Linked DNA regions of Homo sapiens: region 2 is linked to region 1. Evidence: read pairs that join two places in POLR2A ChIA-PET (ENCODE). Cell type or tissue: MCF 10A. All regions are shown on one strand. Links, peaks and the distances in the headings refer to the core of each region. The heading gives the core; the rest is flanking DNA.

Region 1 (7,425 bases), core at 1,554-5,553:
GCATCATCAGCATTCATCACACCTGTCCGTTGATACATGTTTGTCGAGTGAGTTCTTGGCTTTGTCCATCCACCCCTTTCCAACTGCGCTTTCAATAGGATGTTCTAAGATTGCACATCTATGAAAAAAGGCAAAAACTGCAGCTGGCTCATTCCCAAAGAAAAGCACCATCCTTAGGTCCTCAAGATGTCCTTTTAGAGGAGACCTACTCAAAAACTAGGACCTGCCAACCACAGTTTCCAACAACTTAGCAAGGTGGGCTCCAAGGAGCACAGGCCAAGGGTGGGTAGGACCAGGCTCACAGGAGCACCTCCTCCTCCTTGCCTACCCCAAGTCTTGGCTGGGGAACCCAAATATCATTCACACTTTCTTAGAATGAAGTTCCAAGATTTCCATTTTATGGTGAGAAACAGGGAGGTGATTATTCTTAGCAAGCTAGCTGGGAAGGTAGGAGCAGATTTGGTTTGTTCAATGACTGCAGATTTGGCATTCTGTCTTCTGGGAACAATGTCTAGACTTTCCGAGGAGTCACCTCTATAAATAGCATGGTTAGTTAACCAAGAAATATAACATGTTCTACTCTGAGCTCCACTCTGGGGTTAAATCAGGGCGGATTTGTGCAATGTACCTCAACTCCCACTTGGTATTCAATTTTTTTTAAAAAAAAGTAATCCATTTTTGAAGGGGGCATCCCCCTCACATCTGTGGCATTTTAATATAATAATGTTAAACTTCTCTTAAAGAAAAGCTGAGGCTGGGCACGGTGGCTCACGCCTGTAATCCCAGCACTTCAGGAGGCCGAGGCAGGTGGACTGCCTGAGCTCAGGAGTTCGTGACCAGCCTGGGCAACATGGTGAAACCCCGTGTCTATTAAAATACAAAAAATTAGCCAGGCGAAGCAGCGTGCACCTGTAGCCCCTGCTACTCAGGAGGCTGAGGCAGAACTGCCTAAACCTGGGAGGCATAGGTGGCAGTGAGCCAAGATTGCACCACTGCACTCCAGCCTGGGCAACAGAGTGAGACTCCGTCTCAAAAAAAAAAAAAAAGAAAGAAAAAAGAAAAGGTGGCTGAGACACTCTTCCAATTACTTATTAGGGGTGAAATGTAGAGACAAGGCAATTTCTCACCCACTTTATGCAAACAGGCCTCTATGGCGCAGAGGTGGGCTCCAGCTGCATCTTGGCAATATTCCCTCCAGCAGAGCTGTTCACACATTGTACTTTGCCTGAGGACTTTCCAGAGTTGGTGTTTTCCCTAAAAGAAATCTACCCTTAAAAGAAATACTTACATAGCTCCATGACCACATGCATACATCAGCAGTACAGAAGCTGGTAGTATTTGCTCACTCTGTGTAGTGGTATAAGGAGAAAGAGCTTGCAAGATTGGGAATATCCCAAGTTAGGTAACTTTGTGCACTGAACTCCATTGTTCTTTTTCACCCAGGGAGTGTGTATGTTCTATTCAGTAATGATGCTTCGGTAAAGAAATAAGTGGCAAGGCGGGGGAAAAAGCCTTTTCTTTGCAATGGAAAAAATGGCAAGGTGGTGCTGACTGGCCGTCTCAGGCTCAAGGACTGGAAGACATTAGGAACCTAGGATGACATCAATAGAGAGATTACAAACGCAGGTAGAGGAATGATTGCTTCAGGAAGGCCTTTCAAAGGCCTGACAATTTCTCTTGAAGGATGGCCCCAGCAGTGTTCTCTGAAGGTAGGACTGTCAGTCTTTGTGTGGGGAGAACAGTTCAAAGAAAACCAAACACTTAAGCATAATCTTTCAGAGGGTGAAGAATCATGGTATAATGATGATAAGATGCTACTTCTCGATCTGACAAGCAACACAGCTGTTTAATGGCAAAAAGAAGATTCTAGTTAACCCAAAAGCTGTGAGTTCACTCTGCCTGTTGCTCCAACAGAAGAGAGAGAGCCTGGCCCCCAAGAACTCATGTGATCCAGGAATTTGCCTGGTATCCAGATTCTATGGCTGCCTCAAAGCCAGCCCACAGTGAATGCTGATCTTCAATGATATCTTCACTCACAGGGTCAGTATGGTTTCTGTGTGGAGACCCTAAATCAAGCACTCACTGCCTTAGAAACAGTTACACATCAGCCTTGCCTAAGTCTGGACCACCAGACTCTTGACAGCCATCACAAGATGAGGCCATTTTACTTGTCTCCCTGACTTCCTGCTTCTAAGTGACTTTGGGACATTATATATCCTCTTAATACCCGCTCTGTAAAAAATGGAACATACACACACATTCTCACTACCTACCTTGCTTAGTACAAAGTGGTATTGTCAAGACGAACAAAATAATCCTGGCCAAGGGCTTTCAGGGTCCCAGAAGAACATCACTTTATGAATACCAGTTACTATTTCAGGAACACAAAAATGAAAGAACCAGAACACATTAGAAGGGGAAAGCCCCTACCTATAACATAGGACGCAAATAAAGTCAAATAATTTTCTCAAGAAGGATAATTGAAATAAAAGAGAAAATGGAGAAAGTGAACACAAAGAAAGCAACAAAGGGGAAGCACACATGGGCATAAATCACCTTGCATGTGCCTCACAGCTCACAACTCATTCTGTTTGTTCATCTCTACAGCAACAGCAGGGTTGCCAGTAAACAAGGGATTAAAATTTTACAGAAAAAAAGGATGGTATGAGCTGCTTTCTATCATTCACACCCACCTGTTTGAAAAAGCAGAGAAGAGTTATACCACACAACAGGGGAAAGAAATGCCCATTCAACATCTTTTTAAAAAACAATCCATGCAGAAAGAAAATTGAGAATTTATTAAAATCTGAGAAAGAAACGACAACAATAACAAGAAACAAAACCCACACACAAAACAAAAATATGCAGCACATCGGAGAAAGTAGAGAAGTTGGCAGCCATGGTGAATTCAAAGGCATACTAATTTAAGGCTCAAAATCTGATTCCTGAGGCAAAGAATCACTATGGCTGCATCTTGCCTTGAAATCAGGGGGTCACATCCCCTGAAATCTAAAGAAGGATTGTTTAAAAGTAGGGTGGTTTTGGTTTGAGGGATCAAAAATTCAAGTAAAGCCAACAAAGAACAAACAAAGAAAAATTCTCAAAGCTGTGAAACCTTGCTACTTAAGATAATGACAGAAATTTATGACTGCTTCCTTCCCCAGCAGAAAGGAGCATAATTAGAAAGCTGAAAACAACAGGCCCTTTGTACCAGCATGTTATGTTTTGCTTATTCTATTACACATTGGCTGGGAGATAAGAATAAACAGGACAACACCCTGTCTAACCCGGGAGGAGGGAGTGGAGGAAAAGGCTGGTTACATTCATTCTTGGGCATGTACGTGCATACCGTTTATTTGCAAATTGAGGTACTTAAGAAAATTGTGCATGCAATAGTCAGGAACTAGTATAAACATTCAGAAGTCTTTTATTGCACAATCAAACCTTTTAAGAATAAGCCTTGTGTAATAGGGAGCTTTATAGTTTTTCCTCATAGTGAAGCATGTTGTGAAGATTTTAATAATTGATAATTTTTTCTATGGTCTTTAATTGTCAATCCTATTTTCATTCAGTTGTTGTTGCTTTTTTTAAAAAAAAAAACAAAAAACAAAAAACAAAAAACCTTTCAAACTAGGATGAGCAAATAAAACTAGGATGAGACACAGCTTCCCTCTCTGTGACCAACGATGTCAAAAACCCTTGCAAAGAATCAATCAACAGCTGCCAGGGGAAGAAAACGTGGTGATCTGAGACTTCTCCCTTCTCTACAAAGGGACGGTTGCCCGTCTGGGTGCCAGGTGTTCTGATAGCTTCAGCCATGGAGAATTCTGCTCAAGAACAGCAGCTGCTAAGCCAATCAGGTTCTCATTAGCCAGTCGGGAGATGGTATAGGTATCTACGGTCCCAAGAAAAAAAAAAAAAAATTTGATCTCTTCCCATAACCCGTCTGCCTAGAATGATGGACCTGACTTAATCTTGCCATTTCTTAGTGACTCACTTGCTCCTGGCACCCAAGCTCACTAAGAACGGGGCTAAGGAAAGCCATTTTAAGACCTCACTGACCTGCCACCATCCTGGCCTTCATTCTACTCCTCCAACCCATGAGAGTGGTTCCCACCTTGAGGCCTGTGGACCGGAGTGCTTTTCCACCAGATGGTCACAAAGCTGATTCCTTTTTATTCTTCAGTCTTAGCCCAAATGTCACCCTTTAAGGAAGCTTTTCCCTCTCACCCTAACGATGCTATTGATTCTCCCACTGTGACACTTACTTGATTTTATTTTCTTCATAGCATACATCTTAATTACTTGTTTCACGTACACTAATTTTCTCCCCTGACTAGAATGTCCATTTCATAAGGACAGAGGCCTCCTCTATCTCGTTCACCCTTGTAGGCTTTGCATCGTAAGTACTATCTGGCACACAGTATACGCTTGATAAATATTTATTGCAAGAATAAATAAACAATAACCAAATTATCAAGATTATCTGGTATAGAACAGGTGGGGAAAAGCTCAAACAATCTGTCACCTGTCATCGGCCACACTATAGTCATTTTTTTCCCCTCAATTTTCCCAGTGGGATGAAGGGTGAAGATGCATGTGAACAGCTGAGCCATGAAGCAGAACTACACAGCACATGGTTTTTTAACTTCAGTGCTCTTCACAGAAAACCACTCTGAAATAAGTTGCAAGAGATTCTTGAAATTCAAATACAAGGAAAAAAAAGAACATATATGGACGACAGCTAGGTAGTTCTGCCAACCTAACTATGCCATGACATGTAATTGTGAACTGCTGAGAGACAAATGCAAAGCAAAGCATTTCCTATACACACATACAAAGGTAAGATTAAGGTGTTAATTTTTAAGCAACTGTCATATGCCTGGTTCTAGAATATGATTCCATTAACGTTACTGCTGTTATAACAGAGAGTGTAAGTGTGATGATGAGCTCCTTTCATTATTTCTCAAAATTAAGAAACTAGGCTTGCCAGTCAATCCCCAGCAGAGACTCTGAGAACATACGAGGACACAATGAAAACAGTAGAATATTAATTAAACCAACAGGAAGAGAGCTGTGTGTACTTCAGAGATGCATTTTAAATGCATGCATATCTTCATACAGACATCATAGTAGTCAAGTCAAGAAATGTATACTTTACGGTTCCTGATATGGCAGATTCAGTCTTCATGGAAGGCAAAAACACAATGAAACAAAAACTGAAAGCCCACACACACCCACTGAGGAAAGCATCTGAAAGGCAAACTAGTGATTTTTCTCAGCAAAGAATTAAAGTCCCTCTCCCCTGGAACAGTGATTTGGAAAAGGACCAGGGTAGGGGAGGGGGTCAGTTAGTAATGGCTCCTGTTATATTAAAAGGTGACAAAAATCATGAAGAGCAGTATTGATAAATGTTCTAGTTACTGCCATGTTTGAAAAGCATTCGAAATTCTAAAATATTATTTGTGTATTATTTACCTTCTTATAAACTGATTTGTCATTATCATACATTCAAGTTTTATAAATGTGTTTTTCCTCACTTCACTGAAATATCAGAATCCAGCTCAAAAACAGAATCAAAGAGGAGACTTTTAAGCTTATTCAATAAAAACTATGATACGTAATATTCAAAATAGTGAAATCATTATATTATCTAAAATTCTCAGAAACTGCTTAACATGATTAATAATTTACCCATTTTAGTTCATGAGGGAATGTTTAATATCATTTGCCAAAAAAGAATACTGAAATGGTATAAAATGGTATTCATTATAATTAAGACCTAATCACTAAAGAAGTCCAGAGGTATGGAATTTACGATCTTGCATACATGTTTATAAAATATGGACTCGGGAAAGAGCCATTTAATTTACCAAGAAGTCCTTTGATCTCTCAGCATATTATAACTAAGAAGACAATGGCAGGTTTCAGTATGGAGGTCTTTTTGGATGACTCCTCCTAGCCTTGAGGTTTCTCTATTCCTGTTTAGGGTATGAAGTTGACTTACAAAACCATCGTTTTTGTTCTAGCTTTGCTTTATAAAACCTCAAGCAAAGTCTCGACCATAAATAAAGCAGCAGGGCCCCAGTAGCCAGCTGAGTCATAAACCCCACTCAGCTGCATGTAGCCCAAGGTGTTGGGATCCCGACAGAGTCAAGCCAAGCAAGCAGAATCAATTGAAGCCAGAGTTTGGAAAAACAGAGCACCTCCCTTCCCCACCCCACCTGGCAGTGGAAGAGACCACAATCCCCCTTCCACAGCTCTCATCCAGGGAATGGTAATAAGTCCAGAAAAACATCTAGACCTGGGCAGACTTTACTTCCACAGTCTAAAAGGAAGGGAAAAAAATGGTATTTGACAACCAACCACAAATTTTGAATATACGGTTCTCCTGCTTTTAAGCATAAAAGCAGTCTTGTTGTTGCTAAGTTATGATCACCACCATATTTTTCAAAATTTGTGCCCAGGACCATTTGGTCTTATGGTACTCAGGCTTGCCACTCTAAAAATACAGAGTTAAGCATGTTTAAATCACTTCAAATATCGCAAAAAGCAGCAAACACACAGCCTACCTGCTTGGGCATGCAAACTTGAAAAGAGAAGCTTTAGAGAATTGCCTGCAGGTCAACTCATTCTGTATTTGGCAGACTGATGTCAGGAAGGAGCTATAGAAAACAGAATCCTGTGCATGAAAAATACTCTGCCTTTGGTTCCCTCAGGCCAGAACTTGGAACTGCTAGCAAACATGCCTTAAAAAACTGCAATTCTCATGAAGTGCTAAAAACTCCCAAGTAAATAGGGCCCCTCAAACCCATGTACAAATAAGAAACATTTAATGAACAACTCTTTTTTCACCAACACCTCTACTACTTAAATTAAGGCCAGCAGACTCTTCAAAGGGACAAAAGAAGCCCCCCCCTCCATTAAGAAAAATTCTATATATAGACATCCAAGACAATTATATGATGCACGTAACCAAATATATATAATTATCCTAGTTCCTGCATTCCCATTATCTTCATAAACATAGGATAAAAATCAGTCTAAATGACTTTCTCAGACCTCCTCAAGGATTAAGGCAAGCCAGCCAGTCTTTAAAGTACATACATGTAGTAAAGATCAAAAGCAAATGTTCTGGTCAGTTCTTTTCTGCTCATGGTTTTACTAAGAATGTGTGCAGTTTTCAGGGAAAACACCACAAATGACAGCTGCTCAAAAGCATGGGAATTAATTGGCAGCAGGAATTTCCTTGACTAATAGGGAAAAACTTGAAGTCACATGTTTTGATGAGCTTATTTTTCCCATCCTTAGTCAAGCATATTCACTGCTAATGATTAAGATTTTAAAATGGAAATATAACCAAGTACATTCTCTATCTTTTCTCAGTGGAACACAGATACCCATTAATGACTGAACAATGGCATT
Region 2 (7,425 bases), core at 1,110-5,109, 240 kb before region 1:
GGTGGCAGGCGCCTGTAGTCCCAGCTACTTGGGAGGCAGAGGCAGGAGAATGGCGTGAACCTGGGAGGCAGAGCTTGCAGTGAGCCAAGATTGTGCCACTGCACTCCAGCCTGGGCAAAAGAGTGAGACTCCGTCTCAAAAAAAAAAAAAAAGTTTCATAAACATTCTTTACAGTACAGATCTGGTTAATTATTCTTCATATTTAAAAAGCTAATGGTAAAATGACTGAAAATGCCTCTTTAATTATAACAAACTGCAATCAATGAAATGATAGCTCTGCAATTTTTTAAAAAGCAAATAGATGGGCTGTATGAGGAGTTATAACAATCTAGTTTGCTTTATGTGCAAAAACTCAACTGTATGTCTTAGAAAGATCTCTCCCTTTGCCTTCCATAGTCTCCTTGTTAAAACTTACTATTAACGATTAAGGGTTTTTTAAAATCAAAACTCACAGTTAAAAAAAAAAAGTATGGCTGGGCACAGTGGCTCACTCCTGTAATCCCAACATTTTGGGAGGCCGAGGCAGATAGATCACAAGGTCAAGAGATCGAGACCATCCTGGCCAACATGGTGAAACGCCATCTCTACTAAAAATACAAAAATTAGCTGGGTGTGGTGGCGCGCACCTGTAGTCCCAGCTACTCGGGAGGCTGAGGCAGAAGAATCACTCGAACCTGGGAGGCGGAGGTTGCAGTGAGTCGAGATCACGCCATTGCACTTCAGCCTGGGCGACAGAGCGAGACTCCGTCTCAAAAAAAAAAAAAAAAAAGTAAGCCACAAAAACATTTTAGAGATAACAACATAATAGTTGCTAAGTGAGAAAAAGAATAGCAACAGAAGGACAGAGAAACCAAGTCAACCACTCCGATCCTCAGGTGAGGCAAGTGATTCAAGTATGGACACACACATACACTCTTAGCAAATTCTGAAGCAGGAAACATAATTTATAAATTATTTTCACTCTTGGGTATTTATTCTGGAGTCGGAAACACTAACATTCCATTACTCCCAGTTCCTGTCCTTTCTTGTGCATAGACACACAGTCAAGACAACATAAATATTTTTTTGGTCACATTTTATTTTCTAATATTCTTTATTTTCTACCAAATCCAAACTAAGCATAAATTTTAGCCACATGTCTACAATTTGTCAGGTGGTTTCTGCCACCAAGTTGACAAAGCAACCTGTCCATTTGTAAGGAGAGCCGACCACAACTAAGGAGCAGGGGGGAGGTGGTGAGGTGAGTCCAACTACATGAAGGATTGCTGGAAAAATAATGGAAGTTGTTTTCATTTAATAAAAATGTGTGGAGAGTACTGTACAATCTCCTATCCAAAGTTTCAGTTTTATTTCACAGAATGATTTAATGTCTACAAGGCATAGGAGTCACATTTCCTCCAAATTCTGCAGTTTTGGATTCTCGTCCACACAGTTTACACACTAGATTAACTGTGAAAAGTGTTATGAGGAATAGAGCAAAGGATTAATTCCTTAACAGCCTCTTGGACATGTAAGGAAATTCATGCTACTGAAAATAAAATGGATTTAATTTCAGGAGAACAAGGGCAGAAGTCTCAGATTTCAAGAAATGTTTAATTTTCCTACATTACATAGGACAGAAAAGGCTGCCTTGCCAATGTGTGAGAGGTGATGCGAACAACATCGAGTCTGTTTGCCCTTAAGTTACACATTTTGCACAAATAGCTGAATAATTCATTAATTTAGATACTGCCCATCACGACAGAAACTATTTCCAAGGAAACAAGTAGACTGAAATAGCGTTATAAAAATGTTCTTTTATGGCAAAACGTCACTTTACTGCTATGAGTTTAGACATAATCTTAGTTCTACTGTGAGTTCCAGCCTGGACCCAGAGCCTGGAGCAGCCTGAAGTTGATAGGGGAGCAGGGGATCTGAAATGCGACTTTGCTGCCAAAAAAGTATTCTCTTACATAATTTCAAGTACTTGATAGTCAATCAACGAGTCTTCAAAAATGCAAAATGGATACTCACAAGTGGTGGTTAACTATGGATCTAAAATCCTGGTAGGTCTTTTCATAGGCGTTGGCATGAACATGATTAAAACCTAAGATGTGCTTTCTAGCAATAATCTAAATTCTCAAATGTATGCAAGACTTCAGGAAATTTGTTTAGAAAAATTTCGCAAAAATGGTTAAGTTTTAGAATTTCTAGTATTTTTGTATCTTCCTTTACATATGTAAAATGTGCTCCTATAAGAAAAAGTATTTTATTGGAATTTTACTTTGATGTTAAAATGTAACATTTCCTATAACTTCCCGAAGTTACAGGAATAACATTTCTGAGCTTTCTGATTATTTAAATTTTAATGGAAAATAGTCTATAGAAAACCATACTTTCCGTCCCTCCCCTCAGTATTCCCATTTATCTGCAGAAATAAGAATTTATCTTTTAAAAAGAGGCTAAAATGAAACACAGGCTTTTAATTGTTTTTCTTATATAAATTAAGCTGAAAAAGAAAAACTTTTAAAAATGCTCCTGTGGCTACTGCTTGCATCCCGCATTTTTACAGAATTTCCCTTTAACATATCAAAGTTCCAACAGAGCAACTATAATCTCCACCTTTACTCCAAAGTGAAGCTTGACTCCTTTAAAACAAACCAGCTTGAAAAACCAGTGAGCACAGATCCTCAAAAAGTAAAGTGGATAAACAAACTTTAAAATTTCTAAGAACCACTTTTCTGCTGATTTCACAGTATAGATTCTCATCTCGGAATTTAACAAGTAAGAGCTAACTCTGACAGAGAAATGTTTGAAAACTCACAGGCTGCTCCTCTCTGTGGAGCCCAGCCCTCTCCCCTGGAGCCGGAGTCTAGAGCAGGCTTCTCCCGGCGGCAGTGCAGGCGAGGTCCCGTCGGGTGAACGCGCGCGTGGCTGCAGAAATCCCAAGCCTGAGCCCGCAAGGTATGTCACTTTCTCCCTGCTGGATTTGTCCTTCGTGTGAACTTTCTTGATAGCCCCAGAACGTGTGTTTGCCTGGCCTTTTTGATTTGAAGGCCTGGTAAATAAAACACGCACGAAATCACAATTCCGACGCCTATGCCCTTGAATCACTCTGAATTTAAAAGGTTTACCGCCAGCTTGGAAGCAAGAAAGCACAAGCAGTAGCCACTCAGCAACGTCCCAAAGCGCGCCCGAGGGACATAGCAGCCCCGCTCCCGTCCCTGCGTGTCACCTGGGCGGCGGCAGCGCGGACTGGGAGCCGAGGGCAGGCGTGGGCGGAGAGCCTGCGCTGTTCTGGTCCCGGCCGCCGCGGCCGGAGGGGTGGGCCGTGGTCGGTCCCGGTGCTGTCAGTCTCCCGGCCAGGTCCCGCGCCCGTGAGTATCTCGGCCGCCGGCACCTCGCCCCGCCCCTGCGCCCCAGGCCCCGCCTCACCCCGCCCCGCCCCGGATGGGCCGCTCCCACCCGGCAATTAGGCAATTACTCTAATGAGAAGTTCTCATCTCAGCACTTCAACAAGGTACAAACCAGCCCCAACACAGCCGGCAATTCAAATGGCTTTGAGAACAAAGGCAGTCATAGCTGTAGCAATTTCTCCTCTCACTTACACAATGTGAGGACTTTCTCTCTTTGCATATGGTATTTAAGAAAAAAAGTTTAAAACTATAGCATACATGCCATTTCACAAGGATATTAGTATTACTGTGGCAAAACATCAGACCTGGCCGGCTGCAACTGAAAAAAAAAAAAACTTACCAATAAATACATAAATAAATTTTTAAGTTTGGTCCCTCCTGCAGAACAAATGTTCCTGGACCACCTGGTGGAAATCAGCAACATGCTGAGGTGTGAGAGGACTGTTTTCTTATAGCTTATATCATGTGAATAAAAGAGCAACAAACCACCCAGGGCAGCTTTCTGTAAGAATAAACAATTTATACAATTCTTAATCAGCACTGGTGGAGGTCGCTAACTGTTCACACTAAAATCAGAAAAAAACAAAATGCCAGAGATAAGTTTTCTGTATGCAAGGACAGCTTTAATGGTTAATTACTGGTATCTTCATCCTAAACAACCAGAACATTTGCATGGCAAACAAGAAACCCATCTCATTTCCAATCTTGCAGCAATCTCAGTAGATAAAAGTCACCAGAATCGACCCCAACAACAAAATCAAAAACTCCAACAAGGATTAAGAGGAATGTGATTTATTGAGAATAAGTGAGAGGTAGGTATTCCTAGAATGCACTTCAATCAAAAACAGAAAGATGTGGCCCCAAACCACAGGATAGGGACCCACCTCAGGAAGGGAACTGATCAGGGCAGTTTTCCCTAGAAAACTGTAATAGTCCATTCACAAGTTCTGCATGTTAAACTCTTCATTCTAATTTAAAATGTAATTAGAATGTTGTAGATGAGAAAAATTATAATTAAAACATGCTTAGAAAAATAAAACATCAAAAACAAAGCCTTCTTATACTTTGACAATACTGATTTGATCTTTAAATAATCTGCATCCATTTAAAAGAATTACTGAACAAAGTTTACGTGAAAGGTTAAAAAAAATCAGGCAATGAACTACTGAATGGAGGAATATTAAAACCCCACCACTATAAAAACTTCGCATTAAATAGGCTGAGAGTCTTCCACTTTCAAACTGTATATTTTTCAAAAACAGATTTAAATTTTTAAAACACTTCAGGTAAGTATGGCTTTCAGTCCCATTCCATGCATTTATAAAATGTGAGCTAAAATATCTCCATCTAAAAGTCAAGAAAATCCTAAACTGTTCATGTGATAGAAAACTTAGTACCTTATTTTCTTACAAAATGCCATGTTTGGCAACTAAATTTGCCTCTCTAAATATTAATATGACAAATAGCTGAATACAATTTAAATTGTAATAACCACTTTAAAAGTTAATCCTTTTTTAAACAAGAAAATTAACAGATTTTAAGTTAAAACAAGCAGAATAAGAAACAATTAAAGTGAGTACTTTCAAATGCTAATATGTCTACCTTAACTTACAACTTTAGTTTCCTGAAGTAAGATGACATTCTTACATACTTAAAACTAAGAAAATCAGGTGTCTGGGAAGTAAAAATATAGAAATGACTCCCAAACACTTGTTCTGCAGATGAAATAAACACGGTGAGCAACTGAGAACCTAGGGAGAAAACTCCTTCAGAGAAAATGTAACACTCCCAAAAAACTTATCCTTCCCTATGTTCCCCACACTCCCAGGTCTAGAAGTCGTTCTTAGCTGGGTCGATCTCTTCGTGTACAGCACACAACACTCCCCTTTAAATGTTAAGAACACTAATAAGCTTTATGCATGTTTTCAAATGCATAAGAACATTACAATTAAATATAATTCCCTTAAAAATTATGTCAGTTTGAAAAATTCTTATCTACCTTTAAAAAACAAACATTCTTTAATGAGAGACAGAAATAAAGAAGTTTTACAAAATACACCAAAACATTCTTGGCAAAAGTAAATCTCCACTTCAGGTACCTACGCTATCAGCCTCATCGCTCACACAAACATTTTAGCATGTACTTTTAAAAGCAAAAAGCCACTGCCGATTAAGTTGGTCAAATTTGCAATTCTGCTTTCAACTAAAAGGTAGAGAGTAAGCCTTTGGGATAAGCCACAAAAGGTCTTGAGAGTATTTCCATTTCAGATAAGCAGTTCTCACTAACATCACAGATTTAACTTATCAAATGATTCCGACACTATTTGTTCACGCCATTTTTATAATCTCCATTTTGCTTTTCGGAAGTTGAATCAGTGGCCCTAGTCCACTGACATTTTTTTAAAGAACCCGTATCTGGGAACCCATAGCTTCCTTTCTAGGCCCAGCGCAGTCCTCTGCTGGCCAGCAGTGCTCGTGCCACCTGAGCACCTACCCTGCGTTCCTACCGTTGTTCAAAGTGGAGGTGGCGGCGCCTTCCCAAGGCATTTCCAAAGCAAATCCCCGAACACCACTCTCCATTCCGCAGGGGCCGGCAGCGTGATGCTGCCTGAAATCTACTGGTACTGCTCCCCTCTCAACTGGCCTCAAGTTCGTTTAATGAGGGTTAGGGGAGCTACGTTACATGGACATCTATCTGTCCCTGGAGCACCTCTGTGAAGGCTTAAAGCATGACCTATTTAAATTAGAAGCACGAGGACCACAATCATCCATAGAAAAAAAAGAAAACACCTGGCCCTTAGGAGAGGGCAGCTGCTGTACAGCAATCCTTGACACGAGTAACTGGTTCTGAAGCCAAGGCCCCAGGGTGGGTGCAAGGGTCCCGACCCAGAGCCCTCCGCGGAGAGGACCCAGCCACCAGCATCCTTGACCGCACTGGAAGGTGCGGGAAGACCGGAACAAGAAGGCTTTAGAAAAACTCAGGCGTGTCCAAAAGCCTGGCTCCAAAGCTGGGAGCACACCTAACACAAGGAGGTTTTAACAAAAGCAAGTCGCGCTGGACCTGGGGCCTCTCACCGACCCCTGTCCGCAGTGGACGCAGCGGAGGCCCGCCGGGTGCAGGGGCGCGCCCCAGCCTGCAGCCGCCCCAAGGCGTCCCCAGCCCGCATCCCTCCTGCGCCTGCGGAGCTGCACTGCCGGGACACGGGTCCGCCCGCTGCAGGCGATGACACTCCCTCTTTAAAACCTGTCGTCCTTTCCTCCAAGCACAGTGATTTCGCAGACGCTAGGGGCGCCGTTGGCTGGAGAGTAACCCGGACCAGGGTCTAATCCTGCCTGGCTACTCACCTTGTGACCTTGGGCACAAGCGCTGTGACGCCCAACTCTCCAGGGTGTCAGGAAACAGCACCGTCCTTGGCGCGCCCTTTCTGGCTAAAGACCCCTGTTTCTGAGCATGAATATAAAATGGGCCACCCTCTTCCCCACGTTCCTTCAACACCAACTCTGCACAGCCTGAGATGTGTGCCGAGAGGGACTGACGCAACCCATGATCCTACCAAATGTAACCCTCAAATGTAAACTACAGGTGCCAAGTAAGCTCTCCACTCTCCCCCTTCCCCCACTGCCAGCGCCTCTCTAGTGCAGGCCCTAGGGGCACACCAGCCCTGCCTTACCACCAGGTGGGTTCCCTGACTCCCACCCTGCACTTCTCTCTGGCTGGGGACTGAAACAGTGACATGTATGCCCTATGTGTGCAGGTCACTATGCTCATTTCCAGTCCCAGTCCACTCCTCAGCCCTTCAACAAACCTTTCTGCAGCCTTCTCAGCCCTCTGCCTGGAATGCCCTCTACTCAAATCACTATTCAAGGGGTCACGTTTTTCAAGAACCCTTCACCAATCTTACCCTTCCAGATGCAGAATTTGCTTCATGGGTTTTACTCTCATTCATTTTCACGTGGGCTGTTACGCTATTCTGCCATACAACAGAATTATCGGAGTGCTGCTGCGCATGATGCTCCCATTTCTGAGCTC

Evidence for each region. ChIA-PET counts read pairs that join two places held together with the same protein. Peaks named below come from ENCODE experiments on the same cell type or tissue, not always from the same donor. Only the 100,000 strongest peaks of a DNase experiment are listed, where the experiment ranks them.
Region 2: POLR2A ChIA-PET joins it to region 1 with 16 read pairs; 2 of 35 experiments call an interaction of 5 or more read pairs at or near these places.

What each region holds. Positions count from the first base shown.
Region 1 is chr9:94,801,667-94,809,091 of GRCh38, reverse strand. All of the region lies in intron 5 of AOPEP (aminopeptidase O (putative)), which reads right to left. Among named protein-coding and RNA genes, the nearest start is that of MIR2278, 4.6 kb to the left of the region's middle. In MCF 10A, for the core only: no CTCF peak of the experiment used is centred there; DNase peaks (open chromatin) are centred at 3,311 and 3,961.
Region 2 is chr9:95,044,434-95,051,858 of GRCh38, reverse strand. The region is part of intron 13 of AOPEP (aminopeptidase O (putative)); the gene reads right to left. Among named protein-coding and RNA genes, the nearest start is that of MIR6081, 17 kb to the left of the region's middle. RefSeq lists a silencer at 3,103-3,462 and an enhancer at 6,204-6,969. In MCF 10A, for the core only: no CTCF peak of the experiment used is centred there; DNase peaks (open chromatin) are centred at 2,918 and 3,428.